Linked DNA regions of Homo sapiens: all the other regions are linked to region 4. A link is a loop called in an ENCODE intact Hi-C map of the cell type or tissue named here. Cell type or tissue: ascending aorta. All regions are shown on one strand. Links, peaks and the distances in the headings refer to the core of each region. The heading gives the core; the rest is flanking DNA.

Region 1 (6,028 bases), core at 338-5,337, 180 kb after region 4:
ATTCAGTCACTGGGAGCTGACAATAAAAACAATATTGATTCCTCATTTTTAGTGAAACCTACCCAATAGAAATCCTTCAGGGCTTGCTATTTTTCTGAGAGAAACCCTGCCTTAGCACTATTGCCTTTTCCGGAAAGGATCTGGCAGAAAACAATATTCTGCCTGGAATTCGCAACATTTCTTCCTTTGTGAAAACAAACAAACAGTAAGTTCATTTCCTCCCAAATCTTCTCAGGATTCTTTCTCCTGGTTTACCTCCTAGAAATCAATTTCTTATGACTTTCTTCACTCACTTTCATAAAAGAGATCAGGCAGATACTCTAAAAGGTGAAAATTAAACATTTCAGGGACAATCTGATGTCATTTTGATTTTTTATGATTAAGTCTGATAGGATTTAATCGAATTCTCAATAATTATTTCTGGCAAGTGATTCTATAAGTGATTAAGTAATTCTCATTATTTTTACTTCTCTGTATTTTCTAATTTCCCTACAATAGATATTTAGTACTCATGAAAGAAAACACATAAAAGTTAAAAAGTATGGTGATCTTAAAGTTGCAGTCAAATATTTGTGGCCATTCTAATCAAATCGCCTTTATGGGGTCTGCTCTTGACTATACTACTTCATTTAATTCTTCCAATCACATCTACTCATCTTGACTGTTTTATCACTGAGGAACCAAAGCCCAGAGATTTTAATAAATGAATCGAATTATCACAGCTAGGAGAGGCAACACCATTATTGAACTGACAGCCTTATTTTTTAAAACACCCTGCAAGTAGGTAAAAAGCAGGAATGTAAACTCAGGTCTATCTGATCAAGTTTTATATTATTAATCACTGTTATTTCCTCAGATGTCTTCCTGAAGTAAAAAACTCAGAATCTGACCAATGTGATTTCTTTTTGTAGCCACGGTTCTACAGTTAAACTGAAGAAAAAAATTAGTTTTCTCTCTGTCAATTGAATGGCTAGTTGTTTTTTTGTTTTGTTTTTGTTTTTCTGACAGTCTTGCTCTATTGCCCGGGCTGGATTGCAGTGGAGTGATCTCGGCTCATTGCAACCTCTACCTTCCAGGTTCAAATGATTCTCCCGCCTCAGCCTTTCAAGTAGCTAGGACTACAGTTGTGTGCCACCATGCCCGGCTACTTTTTGTATTTTTAGTAGAGATGGGGTTTCACCATGTTGGCCAGGCTGGTCTTGAACTCCTGACCTCAAGTGATCTGCCCGCCTCGGCCTCCCAAAGTGTTGGGATTACAGGAGTGAGCCACTGCACCCAGGCTTTTTTTTTTTTTTTTTTTTTTTCCCAAAACAGATGAATTTTCTGAGAGAAGGCCCTCAGCTACATCTAGACTCTACTGAAATGGCCCATTCGGAACCCAGAACATCTATAAGAGTATCTTTGCTTGGAAACTTATAAGAAAGTTCTCAAAATACTAAAGACAAGACACTATGAGGGAAATGAAGGAAAGTTATCATACAGACAGAGGCATTAATTGAACCCCAAGATGAGGCCAGTTAATACAAAAACGAAAGAACTTAAATTCAATACACATTTTCCATTAGCACGTAACTAAAAAAAAAGACTTACAGTAACTTTTAGTATTGCCTGGTATTCTACATTTTTGTAGGCGGAACTTAAAACTCTTAATTTTCACTGAGTTACAATTTAATGACCATTAAGTACCTTCTAAGCCAGAAACATTTTGACTTCCTTTAAGTTTTAAAAACTTCTCCCCCAGACCTTTCCCTACTTTGCTTGTGTTTCCCCTCCTCAGACTTTAGTCTTGCTTTGCTTATTATTATTTTTTTAATCTTCTATTTAGTTTTTTGCAGTTCAGGGTAAGAGACAAGGTATTACTTCTCTCTTGTGGGGTTCCAGCACCAAGGCTGATCTTAATTGAATGGCTCAGAGAATGAATCTGAGGGAAGCAACTATGAACCAATCCAACTGCAAAGGAACAGATTATGAAATTAGTCATGTGCTTTTAAAGCAGTCCCATGTTTCAGTTTTGGAAAGCTGGACTTAAAAATGTAACTAAAATCAATGACTAGGAATGAATGGGGGAAGAATAATGTCTTACCTGTTCTATGTTCATCATATTAAGTTTCAAACATACCATCTCCAGCCACAATTTCAAGCAAAATTAGTTTGAGAATGAGACATTCAGGAGACAGGGGAATTGACAAAGAAGGGAGAACCAAACTCATTGGGTCAAACTATACGGAGATGGCCAGAGAGGACCTGTTGCCAATTTGATAAGTGATCTCATTCCACTCTGAAGCCCATCAGAGTTCTGAGCAGAGAGATGCTGGATCTCATTATTATTTATTCTTGACCTGCAGCCAAAAAAACCCTCTGAACTGAATATCCAGCTTTGCATCTAAGGCATTTCAGTGTCTCCAATGTGGTAAAGGAAAACACTTTTTCTTTCCTGTTGCTATGTATATTGGCAAATATCCTATCCAAAGAATTGTGCTCCAAGAACTCTGGAAACACCTGCCAGCAGAAAACTTGGGAGCTTTGTTTAAACAAGTATACCTGCCAACTTTCCAGTGCTGTTGATTTTGCAGGACTGAACAACGTGGACTATTTTAAAACTACTTATGGATAACAGGAACTGGGCCATGGAGATGAGGCACGGAATGTGCCTAGAATCATGTTTATCTTTTTATTTTTTAGTATTGTGTAGTCTGAGCCTTGTGCAAGAAAACTGCAGTGTTAATCTCCCTTCAGCACTGGGTCCACCATGTGGCTGTGAACAGGAAGAATGCTTGGGCGTGAATTCAAGGTATTTGGCAAAATAGGGTTTCCAAGAAACCCTGTGGAAATATAAAGCTCCAGGCTCTGTGACATGTACTGGCATTAACAAATGTCCCTTAGGTTCTCAAGGGCATTTAGATTCCTTTTGTAATTTCTTCATAGCATTGTAATCAATGAATCAGCTCAAACACTCTTGAGTCTTAGTGAGCAATTCCAAATCTGAGTCCTAATTGGACATGATTATAATAAACAGTTCTACTCTAATTTCCTTCCATCAAAATTAACTACTGTAGGTAATTGTCCAATAGGCAAGATGTTTTCTTGAGGTATTAAATAAAGGCATTTGGATATATAAATCTTAATGGTTGGCATAAAAGATGCCATGCTCAAGGCAATAAGGCTTAGTGGTATTTGTTTTTAACTCAACAGCTAGTATATGGTTGTTTGAAAGTAACTGAACTGAGGTCATTGGAGGAGGTGGAAGGACACCAACCTCCCATCTTACAGACCATAAGGTGGTCCCACTGAACTTCAGCTGTTTCCATGGCTGAGCAGCATGGTGATGTTTTGTGGATGGGAAAGATGCTGCTACTCCAAAGGTGTATCAATCTGAAGATGCTAGCCTACTTCATGTGGTTGGAAGGAAGGATGTTGAAAACCTCTTTATCAGCTGGGTGTGGTGGCCCATGCGTGTAATCCCAGCGCTTCGGAAGGCCCAGGCAGGTGGATCACCAGAGGTCAGGAGTTTGAGACCAGCCTGTCCAACATAGTGAAACCCTGCCTGTACTAAAAATGCAAAAAAAATTAGCCAGTTATGGTGGCACGTGACTGTAATCCCAGCTACTCAGGAGGCTGAGGCAGGAGAATCGCTTGAACCTGGGAGGCAGAGGTTGCAGTAGGCCAAGATCGCACCACTACACTCCATCCTGGGTGACAGAGTGAGACTCCGTCTCAAAAAAAGGAGAAGAAAACCTCTTTATCAATGTGTTCTTCTGGCCTGCTATGAAAGTCCTACCATTTTGAGTTTTTCCTTTGGATTAAGGCTCTGTAGGAGTCACTTTGCTTCTTAGTTCCTCAGTTGCCTCCTCCATACTGTTAGGGAATTAGTTTATGTATCATTTAGTGATCACTGCAATAACACTATGTAATAAACCACCTCTGAAACTCAGGAACTTAAAATAATAATTATTTGTCCTCATAGAGCTGTGTGTTGTTTGGGGAGGCTCAGTTTCAGGCCATGGTGGCTGGGGTGGCTTTGTTTTACATTGAGGGTCCACTGGTCAATTTTGGACAACCTGCCATTGGCTAAGGCAAGTCACATGACCAATCCCTAAGCCAAGGAGTGTGGAAATATGCCTCATTCATGAGTATTTAGTACCAAGCAGTGTGAAAATATACTTCATTTATGAAGTTACTATGGCAAGGGTGTGATATAGGGAGGAGTAAAAAATTGGGGTCACTAAATCAACCTAACACAGACTAGTTAAGTGGATTCTAAATATTGGGGTCCTTGTAGCTATAACAGAGATTTCTCAAATACACTATGTTACAGAATCCTAAAATTTTAAAAATGTAAAGACAGAACCATTTTGCAGGTCCACTAGGGAACTCCTAAAGCATTGTAAGTATCATGTGGGAAGCCTGTAAAAATCTGGGTCTTCTGTAGCAGAACTGAGACGGATGGTCTAGGAAACACCATTTTAAATAACATTTCAAGTTATTCTGATGAGAGCTTGGTGGAGCTTGAATTCTCCAGGATCCTAGGATTCTAAGCTGCACCTCTATTTTGACAGCACATGTGGTTATCAAGTACCAGCACCGTTTTACTGAGTCAGGTTACATATGCTAGCTGAAATAAATTACTCTTCCTATGCCAGTTGACACATTTTGGCAGGGACCTCTTATCCACAAGCCAATACAAATAAAGTGGGTAAAAGCAGGAAAAGGGAGCAATGGTATCTTGTCAAGTTTTGAATACTAATATCTCACTTTTATTTACAACAATAATAGTTGACAATAAAGTCAAGTTCTGATTCTAAGCATTATTTCCAGAAAGTTAGAGTTAATATGCAGTTACTGTAGGCCAGGAAAACCTTAAGCAAAACTTCAGTCATTGGATATATCATTCAGGGTTATACCAGATAAAAAGAATTGGTAGGATATCTATCTACCTATCTGTCTATCTATCTATCTTATCTATCTGTGCAAGGAATTGTCTTTTATGATTGTGGAGGCTGGTGACAAGTCTGAAATCCGCAGGGTAGACCATTGGGAAGGGCAGGCTTGAAGTTAGGCAGAAGTTGATGCTACAGTCCACAGGAAGAATTTCTTCCTTGTCAAGAAAAGCTCACCTGTGCTTTCAAGGACTTTCAGTGGACAGAGTCAGGGTCAAGCACATTAGAGATGATAGTCTCCTTTACTTAAAAGTAACTAATTATATATGCTATTCATATTTACAAAACACATTCACAGCAACACCTAGATTAGTGTTTGATTGAATCACTGGTGCAACAGCATTGACAAATTGGCACATAGAACTGACCATCATCATATCTGAGGATTTCTCTTCTTGTTTTGGGTGTTACATTTGTGTGTTACCTGTATCCTTATTTAACATTTTTTTAAACTAACTTAGTTTTTGAATTTCAGCCTTCTCATAAGCAATAGTAACTATTAAACTATTCATTTCATGTGTTAGTTATATAAATCATAAAAACAATAAAATTAGTTATATCTATTAAAATAGTTTGTCCATATACTACCTTAAATAATTTACCACACCCTCTTGGAAATACTAGACTAATTTATTAAATTAATCGCTAGATAGTTGGGTCGAAGAGCTTGCTAGAAAGAAGCAATTTTAATAAGGAAAGAGAAAGTCTAAAGCCAGGAGCTCAACCTGGGCAGGGCAAAATCCAAAAAGATGCTTTCTGTTACAGAAAGCCCAGGGGAACCTGGGATTGGGAGTGCTACACACCTATGGTGAAAATGACACAGGGAGGAGTGTTTAAAGCTGTCTGAAAGTTTCATAGAGTTTTGAGGAATGACTTTAGCCACTTACATTACAACTTTCAGGAAGGCTATACTGCAAAGAACTTAAAATAGTTGAGTTCATCAAGCCAAAGACAAAGAAGGCGAGAAAGAAATTATCTTTGCCCTTAAGACCCTTATAGTCTAATAGAAAAGAGCAATATCAAAATATGATCACAGACCAGTATGGAATACACTGTTAGAGGCCTGCAGAGGTGCCAAGTAAAAGGTGAAG
Region 2 (6,028 bases), core at 441-5,440, 250 kb after region 4:
TTGTTAAATGTTACTAGGGCATTTTCAAGGAAAGAAGACAACAGATGTATTGGAATCTTGAAATATTATAGGAAGATTAATAATAATAATAATAAAAGCAGATGTGGAAATATGAGCTATGTTTCAACAGTGGCTAATGGAATCAGGAATCAAGGACTGAGAGGAAGGAGAGGTACTGGCAGTAGAAGAGCAGGTTAGGACCAAACAGTGAATTCTGGGGAAAGGCATTTAGAGCTATGCCAAAGGTACTCATCACACAAAGTGTGGTCTGAAAATGAGCAGCACCATCACCACCAGAGAGCTTGTGAGAAATACAGAATCTCAGACCAGCTGACCTAGAATCTGCATCTTAAGAAGGTTGCCAGGTGGTTTCTGTGCTTACCGAAGTTTGAGATGCACTGCCAGAGGTGACAGACAACACTTTATGTAAGGTTTGGAGGTAAAGAAAGAAGTGAAAAGGGAATGTACATTTTTAGGGATACTGGTGTTATTTCACGTAACCCACACAATGTACTTCTATTACTGTCTCTTTACAGAAAAGAAAACTCACATCTGAGTAGGTTAATTCTATCGCCCACAGTCTTGATTTAATAAATGGTAGAGCAAGAATGTGGAGCCTGGTGTGTCTAGCTCCAAAGATTGCCTGGTTCCATTTCACGACTGAATGATTTTATCAGTTTGGGATTTTGAAAAGTTAAATGTAAGAGAGTCAATGAAGTGGGTTGAGACTGTTTTCTGTCAATTAGAAAATACCCATCATGTTCTTGTGAGGACTGAATGAGGCAGTTTATGGAAGCTGTGTGATGTATGGTGGGTAGGTGCTCAGGAGATGAAATCTGCCATTAGTAGTAACTGAACCCTAGAGTCTTTGTTGCACTCCCCTCTCCAGTATATGCTTACATAACCAAGTTCTTTATGGTCTCTTTTTCCTTTAATATTCAAATATCTACAATCTGACTTGTTGTCCTGAGTGACTGTGGAAAGTCTGGTCTTTTATTTTATCCCCCCTCCAGGCATATCGGAGAATGCCAGGGGATTGTTTACATGTTCTATGATTCCCACATGGTTTTCACTTGTCAACTGTACCAGACATCTCCTTCATATCTCCTTCCTCAGTACTGTTTCACCCTAACAATGGAACAGGCATCTCTATTAATTCCCCAAAGGACAATTAAGACCAAGGTTTGGAAAACAACAGCAGGAAACTACAACGCAGAGAATATGATTGGATTCTGAACAATAATTTTGAGTCTTTGTCCTATGGCTTTTCCCTTCCCTGACTCTTCCCTTGGCTTTGGTTTGCCTCGATGTTTCAGGGGCCACCCTCATGTCCCTCCACATGGATGCTCTGGTCGTTTCTATGCTGCTTTGAAGATAGGCTCCCAACTTTCTCTTGAGCTCAGGAAGAAGGAAAAAGAGTCCTCATTTCCCTCAATGGGGGACTTGTCTTTTGTTTTTTCTTCCCTAGGACTTGTAGAAATGAGGACATTCATGTTCTTCATGGGAAATAGCCATCTCCATTCAAAGAATGTAAACTGGCCTTCCATGTTTACATTAGGTAATCACAGTACTCACCATTTTATTTTCTGTCTGGTTAATTCAAACTAAAATGATACCTTAAGGGGGAAATTGAACAATCTTCAAAGAAAATAGTTCTTTGAAACTAACCCTCCAGCATTTCTTCTGTCAGGTCTACATGTTCCTCCTGATGTGGCTTGGTCTCCTAATCAATAAGCAGCTACTTTTAAAAGACACATGGGGGGACGGATAGCATTAGGAGATATACCTAATGCTAAATTACGAGTTAATGAGTGCAGCACACCAGCATGGCACATGCATACATATGTAACTAACCTGCACATTGTGCACATGTACCCTAAAACTTAAAGTATAATAAAAAAAAGACACATACACTTTAAGAACAAATAATATTCTTTTTAAAAGTTAATTCTTTTTATTGATACATAATAGTTGTGCATATTTATGGGGTACATGTGATATTTTGATACATGCATACAATGTGTAATGATCAAATCAGGGTAATTGAGATATCCATCACCTCAATTATCATTTCTTAAGAACACACAACCTTCTTACAGAAGGAATTCTAACATGTAAACAGAACATTTAATATCTCAGCCTGAATTAGGCCTTCCCAAGGACAGTGAGTAGATATTTGAATTATAACTGCATAGCATAATGGGCTTAGTAAGCCCACTACACTATCTCCTGGAACTGGCACATGCCATCACTCATAGAACAGGTGTGTTTATGAGGGTCTGTGTGTGTGTGTGTGTGCGTGTGTGTGTCAAAAAGAACCACAAGGTTACAGAAAAATTTAGTCTATCCAATTGCCACATTTTTTGACACCATGTTGACACAATATGTCACAGAAACTGACAGCATCCAAACATTGAAACATAGCTGTTTCTTGATTTAAAGATCATGAAATTAGAAGCACTCTGTGTTAAGGGTAGGGGGAGTGGTCTCCAAAGACAGTGCACATACACCCCAAAGACAAGCTTTATAATCACCTTGAAAGCAAAAACTTCCTATAATCCTCCAAATGGTGTGACACGCTTCAGCTCTTTGGATATGTTTTTCTCCCTGGACTGCTCTATTACCCCATGCCCTGTTGTTTGTCTTGGATACAAGATGAAGATTTTCTACTTAGACCTCTGAAAATTATTCAGGTCATGTTTAGCTACAGAATGTTTTGCTGCCTCCACCGGATGGAATCTATTTTTAAAATTTGGAGTTTGAAGGACTAAAAGGAAAGAGAAAACATGATGCTTTATTGGTTTTAAGGCAGTTGTTTTTATGTGTTTCAAGTCATACACTCTTGTGTACTTAAAAGGAATGGGACTTAGCCTCTAAGAAATGCACTTACAGATGACATTAGAGTTTAAGAGACCTAATGTATTTTTTTCAAACCTTTCCTGGACTCCCTCCATGAGGCCTCTTGGTTTAAGATTAGTTTAGACAATATTGTAGTATCTTTCAGTGAAAGAAAATATTAATAACTTTAATAAAGAGGAAGATTATATGCCTATAAAAATTAATCTCAACATTGCAACCTTGCTTCAGTCTGAGGCAAAAGAGGGCCTTCATCTGTTACCACGATGGTTTCCCAGAGGCCAATCAAGTTGTTGACCAGATTTATCTCTGTAGCAGTTAATGCTGAATGTCTGCGGTTTGAATGGCTTGTGAGTAGAAGCCATAAATCAATTGTTGGGTATTGCTCATTTTTGTGGTTTATTCTTCAAAATATAGCCAAAGACAGTAGCAATTTAGAGGATTTTGTTTCTTGGCGAATAGGTATTTCCTTTTTTACACATACATTAACTTGCCGAGTGACAGTATGTGAAAATCATTTCTGCTCTTTGAATACTTGCAGGATATTCTATCACTCTAACTGATGGAAGTTCTTCAAGGAAGCTTTTCTCACAACTTACCTTTTTCTTCTAGCAAAGGGACCATTTGTGAGTATTCTTTGAAACCTAATAGTTTGTTTTGTGTGTTGGTGTATGTATGTGTGTCTGAGAGAGAGAGAGAATTTTACAAAATTGAGTCAAACTAGGATTATTGATTTGTGAACAGTAGGATATTCTATGTTTCTCAAAATAATGGAAAAAGGTCAGCACAAAATTTGTATCACTTAGATTTTTAATAAACAAGAGAAATAATGCCAGATTTTAGAACAAGGACTCAAGTAGCGTAGACTTCAAAAGGTGCTTCTCTGAGGTGTAGGCATTTTAGAAGTCAAATTGTGAGAGGAGCCTCAAAGTGTATTTCCCTCTTAAGTGTCACCTCATTTTAAACCTTGAAGACTCAGGTTTTACCATATCCTTGATATAGGATCACTGCTTTATAAAGTGTTCAAGTAAAGTCTCAAATGTTAAATAATGTTAATACAAAATAATTCCTTAGTTCACAGAAAACTTGAGATTTTTTTTTTTACTCTGGTCCAACTCGCCAGCATATCTGACCTGGACTATAGCAGTTGACTCCTAGCTGGGTCTTCCTTTTCCTACCCTCGTCTCCCTGTCATCCATTGTCCACAAAGCAGTCACAAAGGCTGATATCAACCTTAAGACTATTCAGGACTTTATATCACACTTGGAATAAAATCCATACTCTCTCTTTTGGCCTGGGTGACTCTTCTTGATCTAGCCCTTACCTCATTCTGGGAATCCCATTTCGTACCACTTGTTCACAGTGCCTCAGCCCTACTGGCTACTCTCTAGTCTGTTTCTTGAACAAGCTAAGGCCATATTTCCTAGCACGTGCTATATCCTTGTTTACAAATGTAAATGGCTGGCTTCATCTTCTCATTTCGGTCTCTTTTCGAAGTGACTGTGTCAGAGAGGTCTTTCCTGAACATTCATTTCAAACCAGTCTTCTCCACCCTTACCTTTCATCTTTTTTTTTTTTCTTTCTGAGATGGAGTCTCACTCTGTTATCTAAGCTGGAGTGTAGCAGCACTCTCTTGGCTCACTGCAACCTCTGCCTCCTGGGTTCCAGCGATTCTCCTGCCTCAGTTTCCAGAATAACTGGAATTACAGACATGCATCACCACACCTGGTTAATTTTGTATTTTTAGTAGAGATGAAATTTTAGCATGCTGGCCAGGCTAGTCTGGAACTCCTAACCTCAAATGATCCACCTGCCTTGGCCTCCCAAAGTGTTGGGATTACAGGCATGGGACACCATGCCCGGCCCTCACCCTTCATCTTACTACCTTGCCTTATTTTCTTTACAGCACTTTTTACTGCTTAAAAATACAGAATATATTTATTTGCTTCCATGTTTATTTTTTACTTCCTTAACAGAATATAAGCTCTCTGAGGGCAAGGATTTTATCTTTTCCAGCTATAACCCTAACCTTTAATACAGTGCCTGTCACATAAACAAATACTGAAAAAAAAGCTATTTGGATTATTGAATGACTGAGAAAGCGAATTTTCAATGGGATTTCACATGCTGGATCTCTTGGCATATGGAATGTGGATGGAAGGAAAAAAACGTGTTATTCTCTGATTCACTAGGCCTTCCTTAGGGTAGGGACAAACTTAAATCTTGCTCTTCTGTGAGCAGATTTAAAAGAGAGTCAATGGAAGACAGTCTGTGATATTTAGGAACGTCTGTAATCTCCAAAGTGAGGAAAAGAAGAAGTTTCAAATGTCAGTGATAAATGTGGAGAGGGAAAACATTGGAACACAGCAGTGCATCTCTCTGGTCATACAACATGACAGAGTCGCTTCAACAATTTCATCTCTTGTGCCCAGGGAAAGGCATTGAGCTCCATATCAGATGTGAGTTCAAGTTTTGCCTTTGTTCTCATCAGCTCCTGCAAACCTAGGCAAGGCACAGATACCTGGGCCTGATTTTTCACTGGTGAAATGGGAAGGATAATGAAAGGAGAAAATAATTTTTATTAAGTCTTACTGTCTTCTAAGCCCTAAGTACATATCTGCCTGTATTATTTGGTTTAGTTCTTATGATAATCCCCCATTGCTACACCCTTCTCCACCCCAACCCTGTGCTACAGATAAAGATACTGAAACTCAAGAGGGATTTGATAATAGTAGTAATTATGAAAAGGCACACATGTAGCCAGTGACAGAGCTGGTATTAAAGCTTCATGTCAATTTGAGCTTGCAGCTCATGGTTTTAACGGCTGTGCTATGGGGTTTTCCCTTCAATATGATTGGGAGAACAAAACGAAGTCACCTTCCAGCTCTAATAAAACGTATCACACCCTCTTGTAATTGTTATGAACACATATGCCTCCTCCATCAGAGTCAAAGTTGCAAACCTGTCCATAATTCAATTCAAAGTTGCAAACGTGTCCATAATTCACCTTTGTGTCTCCATTATCTAGCACAGAGCCTGGTTCATAATAGGTATTTTTAAAAAATGTCCGTCTCTCTTTCCTGGCACCTTTCCTTGCTTTCCTTTTCTCTGGTGACAGAAATTACATTTGCCATAACCCACAGGGTCATAACAAAGACATTCCTGGGGAAGG
Region 3 (6,028 bases), core at 292-5,291, 650 kb after region 4:
GAATGTGTAAACATATGCAAAGGAGGAAGGAAGAGGCAGAGAGGAAACAACCAGAGACAGAAAGTTAAATCAGATGAGAGAATCAGTGAAGGAAGAAACTCTATGATGCCAGATGTTAGAGAAAGGCAAATCGAATTTGGACAGGAAAACTTTTCTATGTTGATCTTGGCAACTAGAAAGTCATTGGTAGCTTTCACATACAAGGATTAAGTAGGTTTGGAAGCAGGAATCAATCTCTGGGGGTTGTGGAGAAAGTGGGAAATGAGAAGTATGAATGAATAACAAACATCTCTTTCAAATCCTTAAATACTTTGAAGGGAAGGAGGGCCAGAGAGCAATTAGAAGAGTAGGGATGAATGGGTGATGGAGAACTCCATATATTTTCTTAGTAACCATTTCGTTTCCTATTTATATGAGTCAGAAACACTTAATTACCAAATAGATTCTGATCAATGTAAGCACACTGGTTTTCTGTAATTCCAGTGCAAAAGAATATACTGCTTTACTCAGACTGAATGCCCATACCAAGAGTTTTGAATTATCAATTACAACTTGCCAATTCTATTTACTATTTACGTTAATCTGGGGCCCCAGTGTGAGAGGCCATGTTCCCCATTAAATCGCTCAAACATGTAGCAGGCAGGAATTCTCATAAAATTAAATTTTGTAAGGGGAGGATTTAGATTTTGTAGAAAATGTAAAATAGTGTAGCATTGGGCAGGATTAGAATAAGAAAAACATGATATTGTGGGAAAGGGGAGGGGAGCCAGAAGAAAAATTATGTTTGCTAACAAAGTAATTAAATGCTCTGTGGAATATCCATTTAGTTATATATTTAAATGGTTTAATAATTTTTTAAAATTATAAAATATTTATTTTTCTTATATTCCTTTGTTTCAGTTTTTTTGGTAGCAACATTTAACATTCGGACTTACTCTCTTAACAAATTTTAGTAATTTGTTAATTGCTATATAAAAATAGAAACAATTAGGGTAACTATCCAGAGTCTCCGGGAAGGTGGGAGGGCGCTTTCAGGATTTCGATGACCACTCAGCCTCAAAGCTGTGTTGTCTGTGAGATAGCATTAGATACAAGATCATGTTGTTATCCAAAGTGATTGTGGAAAATATATTAAACTAGGGGAGAGGCTTAAGCTGTTTAAGAGTATTTGCTTCCCTCCTCCTGCACCCCTTGGTATAGGATTCATCAGTTCATAGGCCTGAAAGCTATCTCTTGGTAAGCCTAAAAAGTCAGAGCCTGGAGTTCTGATACCTTTGTTCCTCCTAATTGTGTCTCCCCAGCAGCACAAGTGCAGACATCCCTGACCACAGGCTAGGAAACTCACTTAATACTTTTCAGCAGCTTACCAAGAGGAAACAGGGGGAGGGAAATCACATTTTCACATGAGAAATTATGATCAGCTGTGATCCTCTGTCAGCCCATGAATTTCAACTGGTGCTGCATTTTCAAATTCACTATTTCAGTCCTAATCAGTCTGTGGAAAGCAGTCATGGGGGTTATACTTCACAAGCAGTTTGGCTTACTGAACACTCAAAGGAGACTGCAAGCGAGCTTTCAGCTGATAAAATTTGCTCCTCAGAGTACAAAGGGAATATAAGTAAATCTGTCTTTATAGGCCCAGCATTTGAAGCAAACTAAAGAATAGCTTGAAAGCATTTGATTGTCAGAGATTTGAGGCAAAGCCTGGATTTTCAATAGGCGATGGGCTGGGGCATCCTCTGTGCTGAAGGCGGCAGGAGTTTCTCAAAGCCCTACTGAGTTGGAAATGGAAGGACACATTTTATTTCTAGTGCTAAGAAACATCTGGAGGGGAAAGCCTTGCTTCTTGTAGTTTCCTTGGATATTAGAACCTGTTCTACAGAACCCACAAATTCCAAATACTTTTCCCAGATGAATCCCAAGAGGCAAAATTTTAGGTGGACTTTGTCATAGAGTTACTGTATCTAAAACAGCTTTCCATTACCGGACTTGGAAATAAATAACCTCATGGAAGTACACATATACATGTAAGATTAAGCTACTGTTTCCATTTTATTTTTGTTTGTTTTCCATGTGGGGGTAAAAATTTCAGAAGTGTATAGTGAAATTAATGTGTTTAAAATAAATCCTACCTTATTGAAAAATCAATAATACTCATTGTTGAAGTTAAAAATCTCTCTATGTTAGAAAAATGCAAAGCCTAGAAGTAGCTGCTTTAAATTATTGAGTTTATGTACCCAGACCCACAAGCACGCTTGCTGGATTGTAGTCTGTGGTGCCCTCTGGTGGAACAGAATCACTATCGTGTCTCTTAATCCTTAAAACCAAGTGTCAATGTTCAAAGAAATCTAGATTCATTTTAGACAGATGTGTCCTAGGATTTGAAAGACTTCCATGAAGTGTAATGCCAGCTGTTTTGGGGGGTGTGTGTGCGTGTGTGTGTTTTGTTTTGATTTTTCAATGAATAGAAAGTCCCCTACTTTTGAATATTCATCCTATGTTGATTTGTTCAGAATTTGAGGCTTCTATAGATACATTTTTGAGGTGTGCTTTAAAAAAAATTATTAAAAAGAATTCTGGTAATTCCCAATTCCATAGTTTTAGAAGTAGTAACATTTCTAAACTTTGTCTTTGATAACTTAGTCTTATGACTTGTTTGGTGTTTTTAACCACATAATCTAAAATTTACTACCAGTAAGAGAAATGCCTACTTAAATGGAATCATTGGAAATGATGTTGTACAAACAAACAAGTAAAATAACACCACCACCAAAAATGAGACCTATTGTGAATGCAAGCTTGATTTGCAGCATGTTTGCCCATTTTCACAACCATTGTAGGTTTGGGCCCTATTCATAAATAATACTGTTAATGGGAGTTCATTCATGATTTGGCTCTCTGCTTGTCAGTTGTTGGTATATAGGAATGCTTGTGATTTTTGCACGTTGATTTTGTATCCTGAGACTACGCTGAAGTTGCTTATCAACTTAAGAAGCTTTTGGACTGAGACAATGGGGTTTTCTAGATAGAGGATTATGTCATCTGTAAACAGACAATTTGACTTCCTCTCTTCCTATTTGAGTAACTTCTATTTCTTTCTCTTGCCTGATTGCCCTGGCCAGAACTTCGAATACTATGTTGAATAGGAGTGGTGAGAGAGGGCAATCTTGTCTTGTGCTGATTTTCAAAGGGAATGTTTCTAGCTTTTGCCAATTCAGTATGATATTGACTGTGGGTTTGTCCTATATGGCTCTTATTATTTTGAGGTATGTTCCTTCAAAACCTAGTTTATTGAGAGTTTTTAATATGAAGGGATGTTGAATTTTATCGAAGGCCTTTTCTGTGTCCATCAAGATGATCGTGGTTTTTGTTTTTAGTTCTGTTTACGATAAATTACATTTATTGATTTTCATATGTTGAACCAGCCTTGCATCCGGGGATAAAACTAACTTGATCATGGTGGATGAGCTTTTTGATGTGCTGCTGGATTCCATTTGCCTGTATTTTATTGAAGATTTTTACATTGATGTTCATTAGGAATATTGGCCTGAAGTTTTCTTTTATTGTTGTTGTATCTCTGCCAGGTTTTGGTATCAGGATGATGCTGGCATCATAAAATGAGTTAGGGAGGAGTCCTTTCTTTTCAATTGTTTAGAATAATTTCAGAGGAAATGGTACCTGCTCCTCTTTCTACCTCTGGTGGAATTCAGCTGTAAATCTGTCTTTTTCTGGGCTTTTTTTGGTTGGTAGGCTATATATTACTGCCTCAATTTCAGAACTCGCTCTTGGTATTCAGGGATTGAACTTCTTTCTGCTTCAGTCTTGGGAGGGTGTACGTATCCAGAAATTTATCCATTTTTTCTAGATTTTCAAGTTTATTTGCATAAAGGTGTTTAGAGTATTCTCCAATGGTTGTTTGTATTTCTGAGGGTCAGTGGTGAAATCACCTTTATCATTTTTTATTTTGCCTATTTGATTCTTCTCTCTTGTCTTCTTTGTTAGTCCAGCTAGCAGTCTATTTTATTTATTTATTTTTTCCAGAAAACAAGCTCCTGGATTTGTTGATTTTTTGAAGTCTTTTTCATGTCTATATCTCTTTCAGTTCTGCTCTGATCTTGGTTATTTCTTGTCTTCTGCTAGATTTGGGGTTTGTTTGCTCTTGGTTCTCTAGTTCTTTCAGTTGTGATGTTAGAGTGTCGATTTGAGATCTTTCTAGCTTTTTGATGTGGGCATTTAATGTTATAAATTTCCCGCTTAACACTGCTTCAGCGGCATACGAAAGATTCTGGTATGTTGTCTCTTTGTTCTCATTAGTTTCAAGGAACTTCTTGATTTCTGCCTTAATTTCATTATTTACCCAGGACTCTTTCAGGAACAAGTTGCTGAATTTCCACATAGTTGTGTGGTTTTGAGTGAGTTTCTTAATCTTAAGTTCTAATTTGATTATGCTGTAGTCTGAGAGATGGTTCCTTGTGATTTCAGTTCTTTTGCATTTGCTGTGTTTTACTTCTAGGTATGTGATCAATTTTCGAGTAAGTGCCATGTGGTGCCAATCTGGGAACACAGCTAACAAGGGAAGTGAAGAGCCTCTTCAAGGAGAACTACTCAAGGCATTGCTCAAGGAAATCAGAGAGGAAACAAATGGAAAAACATTTCATGTTCGTAAATAGGAAGAATCAATATTGTCAAAATGGCCAAACTCCCCGAAGTAATTTATAGATTCATTGGTATTCCCATTAAACTACCATTGACATAGGTATTATGGAAAAAAGCTATTTTAAAATTCATATGGAACCAAAAAAGAGCCCGTGTAGCCTCGACAATCCTAAGCAAAAAGAACAAAGCTGGAGGTATCACATTACTCAACTTCAAAATATACTACAAGGCTACAGTAACCAAAATAGCATGGTACTGGTACAAAAACAGACACATAGACCAATGGAACAGAATGGAGAACTCATTTATAAGACTGCACATCTACAACCATCTGATCTTTGAGAAATCTGACAAAAACAAGCGATGGGGAAGGGATTCCTTATTTGATAAATGATGCTGGGAGAACTGGCTAGCCATATGCAGAAAACTGGAACTGGACCGTTTCCTTACACCTCATACAAAGATTAACTCAAGGTGGATTAGACTTAAATGTGAAACCTAAAACTATAAAAACCCTAGAAGAAAATCTAGGTAATAACACTGAGGACATAGGCACGGGCAAAATTTCATGACAAAGACATAGGCATGGGCAAAGATTTCATGATGAAGACATGCAATTGCAAAAAAGATGCAAATTGCAACAAAAGCAAAAATTGACAAATAAAATTTAATTAAACTAATTTTTTGTTGTTGTTTTGAGATAGAGTCTTGCTGTGTCACCCAGGCTGGAGTGCAGTGGTGTGATCTTGGCTCACTGCAACCTCTGCCTCCCAGGTTCAAGCAATTCTTCTGCCTCAGCCTCCCAAGTAGCTGGGATTACAGGTGCCCACCATCAAGCCTGGCTCACTTTTGTGTTATTAGTAGAGATGGGATTTCACCATGTTGGCAAGGCTGGTCTCAAACTTCTGACTTTGGGTGATCTGCCTGCCTCGGCCTCCCAAAGTGCTAGGATTACAGGTGTGAGCCACCGTGCCTGGCTGTGATGTAATTAAACTAAGGAGCTTCTGCACAGCAAAAGAAACTATTAACAAACAGACAACCTACAGAATCGGAGAAAATTTTTGCAGTCTATTCATCTGACAAAAGTCTAATATCCAGCATCTATAAGGAACTTAAACAAATGTACAAGAAAAAAAAAAAAAAAGTGGGCAAAGTACATGAACAGATACTTCTAAAAAGAAAACATACATGTGACCAACAAACATGATAAAAAGCTCAACATCACTGATCATTAGAGAAATGTAAATCAACATTACAATTCTCACACCAGTCAGAATGGCAATTATTAAAAAGTCAAGAAACATCAGATGCTGGCGCAAGGCTGTGGAGAAATAGGAATGCTTTTACACTGTTTGTGGGAATGTAAATTAAT
Region 4 (6,028 bases), core at 661-5,660:
TGCATAGAGAGCTTAAAACAAAAACAGCCACCACAAATAGAAACTCCTGGGCACAAATATAGACTGCATTCAAAGGATGCTGACTGGTGCAAGGGACTGAGTCCATGCTGAGGGCACTTGGAGACCAATTGCCAGTTGGGAATGTTCCTGACCTTGCAGTAGCAAGAACTAAAATAACCCCAGCAAAACAAAGCGTGGAAGAAGGGAGAGGGGTTAGAAGACCTTGGCTCCTGTTTTGGCTGAAGCTCTTGGGCTGCAGCCCGGAGCCCATGTGCATTTGAGGAATAACTTTTCCTCCCTGGGTTCCCTCATGGGTAACTCCCTCCTCTCCAGTGCTAACTGCATCTGCCTCCTCATTTTGGACTGTTGAATCAAAAACCCTTGAGCTCTCCAGAGGCTCCACGTTGTTACCCCCTAACTCCAGCTTTATCTTGTGTTCAAGGTGGGGGTTTGATCCCTGGAGTCCAACTGCTTCAGTTCAAATTCTCATGCTAATGATTGCGACCCTTAGCTAGACCTTGCTCTCTGCCTCAGTTTCCTCCTCTATAAGATGGAGGTAAGATACTTCGCAGGGTTGTTGAGAGGATTTAAGCAGATAAGGTAAAACAGAGAATAGTGTTTGGCACTTACCAAGTACTCAATAAATGTTAGGAATTAATATGAATTTGCCTCCTTGGGTAGAGCTCCCTAACTTCAATTATTCCTATTAACACCTCCTGTAGTTGTCATGCATGAGTGTCGTCTACTTAATGTATTTTAATAATCAATTCAAGTTTTTAAACTCAGCCATATTTCAAGCAATATTATTTGTGAAAGCCCAGGCTGTGTTAATGATTTTTTTCTAATGTATGTTAATGATCCACTAAAATAAAGGTGGATCTATTTTTATAAAGGTGGCACAATCTTAAATCATCTCAGATACCAGTACACATTTCACACATTAGGAAACACAGTCTACACACATTCACTCATCTTCCAGTTGTTCTCTCAGCAAGCATGTAGACAACACTTACCATGTGAATGGAGAGGAAGTCAGGCAATAGAAATGGAAAAGCACCTTTTCTGCCTCCACTGAGCAGAGACCCAGAGAGAGATGAGAACAATGATCCAGTAGCAGAGCTTTTCTTCATGGGGTAGCCTTTTGGTCCTGCTTGGGCAGGTCAGTTCCCTCAGGAAACAGCAGGAAATAAAGAACCAAGCATGTCAGGTGTTCCAAATTCCAGTTCCAAGACAACTTGGCCCTGCATCCAGATTCTACATGGTGAGACCCTGGGCTTCTTATCTGAGCTCTCTGACCATCTGTTTCCTCATCTGTTAAATGGGCATAGTATGTACCTCACCGAGCTAGTGGAGGATTCAATCCGATGGCATAGCGAGTACTCAGTGAATGAGCGCTCTCCCCCGATTATGTGTTCACACAGGACCCACGTTTCCTGTCCTGCAGACCTGGGGACTGTACCCATTTTCCTCTGTTGTAAATGCTCTCTAGGTTTGTACCTAAAAATCTGCTTCTTTGCCTAAGCAGTCCTTGGCATACTAAACCAACTTAACACTGGCCAGCATGTAGTGAAGGCTTTCCAAAAAGTTCAAGACCCATCTTCAAAAGCCTAATGTGTCTTCTTACCACAATTTTATCTTGTATAGGATGAGGCTTGTAAAATCTCATTTTACACATGATGAAACTGAGGCATGGAGAGGTTAAGTAATTTGCCCAGATCACAAAGCTGGCAAATAGAGGAGCAGGTAACCTCTACAGTTAGTAACCACTAAAATTGCTACTAATAAAGACAAGACTATAACTAAGGCCCACAGTAGGACCACATCATCTAGCTCAGTGATTCTCCACTGAGAGGAACTTTGTCTTTCAGGGGACATTTGGCAATGTCTGGAGAAATTTTTGGTTGTCACAGCTGTGGGGTGGGTGCTACTGGCATCTAGTGGGTGGAGGCGAGGGATACTGCTAAACATCCCACAGTGCACAGGACGGCTTCCCTCCCTCCCAACACACAATTATCCAATGCAAAAATAAGTCAGCAGTGCTAAGGTTGAAATACCCTGGTGCAGGCACTATGACATTAACTATTTAGAACCCAGTCGATAACTAAGAAGAAGCTACAGAATCTCTCAGATTCCAAAACAGGTAGCATGAAGTTCAGGCAGAAAATCTCGTGCACTTTGTCACAAGAAATGACCAGGAGACAATTTCCTAAGGCATATTCATCTCACCATTCATGTAAATCAATTAAAAGCACCAAATGGATGTGGTATCTGGGTAGAAAAGGGAAGCATGGAATATGACAAGAGTCAAGAAGAGAGCCAACAGCTTGCTAGTATGAGGAATAGAGAAAATAGAAGAAGCGGTAGAAACACTGGCTGTGAAAATCCCTGCAAGAAACAGCCATGTGGATAGAGGCAGCTCCTGAGACTGTGGGAAGAGGTCTTCTGGGCATTCAGAGGGACATCATGCCAGGACGCCAGCATGGCAGGCAGGCCATGAGCAGCATCTGCTTCATCTCATATTACTGAGCTTCTGTGACTTTTTTTTTTTTTTTTTTTTTTTTTTAAGGACTGTGAGACTGTCAGTTGAGAAAGACAGTATGAAAAAGTTGGAGATTATTTACTTGGTGACGTTTTCTGCATAAATTGCAAAATAACCAAATGAGGCAAATGGATTTAGCTACTAGGAATGGGAACAGGAGGCAGGATGCTCACCTGAGTATTTTGCTTTATTCAATCTAATAAACATTTTATTTATGTAAAAGACAAACAATGCATAGAATAAAAATAAGTGCTTGAGACTTTTGATATAAAAAGAGTATATAGCATTCACATTCCTATTTTAATACATGAGTACAGCTGAAGTGTTCCATAAAAGAATAAAACTTTCCCTTTATGTATAGTAGTGAAAAAAGTCAGTATTTTTAGGAACTACAGAATGTTATTCCTTGGTCTTTTTTCTTGAATAAGAAAAAAAAACATAAACAAAACAAGCCACAGTATCCTCTGACACTACATTCCAGTTTATGCTGATAACCCAGAAGTGAGAATACTCTTGAATCTTGAATATCTCATGAATGGACCAGTATTCTAGAAACTCACCACTAGAGGTCAATGGGCAACAGCTATTGGGATGGTATCAGCATGCCCTACGGTGCAAGTGGAATTTCTAGGCGCCTCTATGCTACTGCAGCCACACTGTCTTTAACTCTCAGCCCACCCACACTGAGGAGGGTGCCTAGAGGTTCTATTTCCAAACCTTTGCATGTATCTTAAAAATCTCAATAAAATGAGACCTTCCACCATCCAAACAGAGCTGATATTCTCACTACCAGTCCCTCTCTAATATTCCTATTTGGCTGAAAATAAGTAGCTTCAAAAAGTTTTAAAAAAGAGATTACTTGCAGCATTAACACTTCTTTGTTGATTAACAAGTTTCCTATGGAGTTTTAAAGCTCATACTTTGTTCTTGTCCTTGTGGACACAAATTTTCTAACTGCAAATGGGACCTTTGTGTCCCACATTCAAATCCTCTCTAGTAATTTCTGCAAAGGTTGAGAAGGCTGGCATGATGGAGAGAACGGTAACCATGAGGAAAGCTTCTTGGAGTAAAGCACTCCTCTCTCCAATGCAGAGGGTAAAACTATTAACATATAAGCAAAAGAAACTTGGGCTAACTGAGACCCTTAAAGGAGTTCCCCTTTAGTCCAATAAAAGGCCAACTTCAAATCTTAACACCAGATAAGGTAGTCAAAATCATATTATATACCCAGAGAATGACTGCTTGAATGGACATTTCTTACAAGGGACCTTGGTTAGGTGCAGATTTAATTCCTAGACTGGGGTCCAGGTAGGCAGTGGAAAGAGCTAATGTTTACAGTGAGAAGTGAGGCAGCTTTGTAAGTGTCTCCACACCTTCACATTTTGTGAACGTGGACTGGAGATAACTGAAAACCATCTGCTATCCTTACCTGGGGATCCAGATTTTCCTGCAAAATCTCCAAATATTTATAAAGTGGCTTCACTTTTTGAAACGCTGTGCTGACCAAACAAAACATATGTTTAGAGTGCCTGAGGTCATAGTCCTGACAATGATAGTATTGTGTAGTTGAAATCCTCTTCATCAGGCCAAACTGTGCTTGAGCAATCAGGAGCCCAGAAAGATGGAACCCATTGGTGTTTGTATAGAAAACTAGAAAATCAAGTCAAGTGTAATGAAAAAGTAAACACGATAAAGCCTAGAGTGAGAATTTGCTCCTTTTTAGAAAAGGATGAAGGCTGGGAGCAGAGAATAGTAACATAAGTGCAGGGGAAAGATGAAAAAAAGAACAATTTTTCATTAGTAGATGGTGGGGCAATCGCATGGATGGGGACATCTGTTCTGATTTTTCTGCAACCCATGAAGGTAAAAAGTGGGGTTCAAAACATTCAAGGTATTAAAGATGGGGTAGAGTTTCTAAACTAGGTTGAGGGAGAGTTTCTAAACTAGCCCCCCAGATTTGGGGCTTGGAGCTTAAATGAAAAGTCCAGGAGAAATAAGGGCACACAGGAACCCCGGGAACACTGGTCCTCAAACAGTGCCACTGTACTTAGTTCCATGGCCAGAAGAGAAGTGCTAGGCAGGGAATGATTATTTTGCAAAAGCAAGTGCAATGTGGTCATAGCTGGCTGTGAGACATGGAGCCTCTTTCCTCATGCAAAGTTCACTGTTTTACAGTCAGAGAACCACTGCATGTGTGATTGTCAAATGCTAATGCTGTCATGGGTCCCTTCCTTCTCTGCTTGGTTCTGGAGTTCTCCAATAAAACCAATTTCCTGGGAATATTTGATGTTTTTCCTTGTCTCTTTTCAAGGTATGGCTATATATATAGAGCTATAGACATATATAGATATATATATATATATATAAAACATAGCTATTCATATTTATATACAGGCATTAATAAAGTGCAAATGTTATTGGCTATTGTAAAAATCAATCTCATTTCCTGAGGAAGTGCTAACACAGCTTATCCTATGACAATGTCAAAGGCATAGAATGCTCTATGTCACCCACTCCCTGCTGCTGTTGTTTCTGCTTATCCCCACAGCTTACAGGGAGGGGAGTGACCCCCTTGGTTTTCCAGGAAGCATCAGTTCAGGGGCAGCTTCCTGCTGCCTCTGTTCTTTGGTGAGAGGGGCAGCCTCTTTGGACATGGCCCAGCCTGCCCCAGAAGAGCTATTTGGTAGTGTTTAGGGAGCCGTCTTCAGGAATCTTCTCCTCCGAGCAGCTCCTCCCCGAGAGCCTGTCCAGATGCTCCAGCTCACTGAAGCGTTCTGCCACACACTGGGCTGTGAGACGGGCCTCTGGGTCGTGGTCCCAGCACTCAGTCAACGTCTCACACACCATCTGGATGCCCTGTAGCGGGAAAGAGATCCAAAGGGCACCATGAGTTGGTGGGCTCCGCGGAAGGCAAGGTGGCCTGCTGACCTTGTTGCTATAGTGAGTGCAAGCAGGGTCCAAAAGTGCCTGTGCATTTAACATGTGCTGACTGAGTGCCTGCTGCTGCAGGCCAGCCAGTTCCATGTGGAAAGGGTGGTGGGGGGTTTGTGCTGGTGGCAGCTGTGCTCAAAACCTACCATACTTTTTGGCTCTGGTGCTATCTGATCACAATAGGTCCTGACAGCACAATGATCCTCTGCTGGGCTTCTGGGGTACACTAACACTCCCAACACCTGAAAATTCCCCATGTAGTGGCCCTTAATATCATTTCAACACCTTTCTATTTAGAGAAGTTCTCGCTTCACAGCAAAATTGAGTGGAAAGTACAGAGAGTTTTCACAAAACCCCTTCCCCATAAAGGCACAGCCTTCTCCACCTTGACATCATGCATGCATCTATGAGGTACATTTGTTATAACTGATGAACTAACACTGACGTATCATTATCAATCAAATTCATAGTTTACATTAGGGTTCACTCTTGGTGTTGTATATTCCAGGGGTTTTGACAAATGTATAATGACATGTATCTACCATTATAGTATCATGC

What was found. Hi-C counts contacts between places; a loop is a spot of excess contacts. Peaks named below come from ENCODE experiments on the same cell type or tissue, not always from the same donor. Only the 100,000 strongest peaks of a DNase experiment are listed, where the experiment ranks them.
Region 1: a loop joins it to region 4, with 5 times the contacts of the local background. A loop is called at or near these places in 44 of 110 quality-filtered maps.
Region 2: a loop joins it to region 4, with 3 times the contacts of the local background. A loop is called at or near these places in 31 of 110 quality-filtered maps.
Region 3: it touches region 4 in a loop (12-fold over the local background); 52 of 110 quality-filtered maps call a loop at or near these places.

Annotation. Positions count from the first base shown.
Region 1 is chr3:30,515,013-30,521,040 of GRCh38, reverse strand. It overlaps LINC01985 (long intergenic non-protein coding RNA 1985), which reads right to left and starts at 2,173. Exons shown (of 3, transcript NR_147054.1): 1 at 2,084-2,173. In ascending aorta, for the core only: a CTCF peak has its summit at 2,785; a DNase peak (open chromatin) is centred at 2,630; H3K27ac peaks cover 4,656 bases.
Region 2 is chr3:30,441,126-30,447,153 of GRCh38, reverse strand. All of the region lies in intron 4 of LOC101927995 (a long non-coding RNA gene), which reads right to left. It overlaps LOC105377013 (a long non-coding RNA gene), which reads left to right. Exons shown (of 4, transcript XR_940683.2): 2 at 3,398-3,482; 3 at 6,000-6,028. Among named protein-coding and RNA genes, the nearest start is that of LINC01985, 75 kb to the left of the region's middle. RefSeq lists a silencer at 5,883-6,028. In ascending aorta, for the core only: a CTCF peak has its summit at 2,728; no DNase peak of the experiment used is centred there; H3K27ac peaks cover 4,297 bases.
Region 3 is chr3:30,038,696-30,044,723 of GRCh38, reverse strand. No RefSeq gene overlaps it. Among named protein-coding and RNA genes, the nearest start is that of RBMS3-AS1, 110 kb to the right of the region's middle. In ascending aorta, for the core only: a CTCF peak has its summit at 2,282 (motif pointing left); a DNase peak (open chromatin) is centred at 2,273.
Region 4 is chr3:30,690,787-30,696,814 of GRCh38, reverse strand. It overlaps TGFBR2 (transforming growth factor beta receptor 2), which reads right to left. Exons shown (of 7, transcript NM_003242.6): 7 at 2,673-5,395. The coding sequence ends at 5,216. Among named protein-coding and RNA genes, the nearest start is that of TGFBR2, 87 kb to the right of the region's middle. In ascending aorta, for the core only: a CTCF peak has its summit at 3,102 (motif pointing right); no DNase peak of the experiment used is centred there; H3K27ac peaks cover 2,172 bases.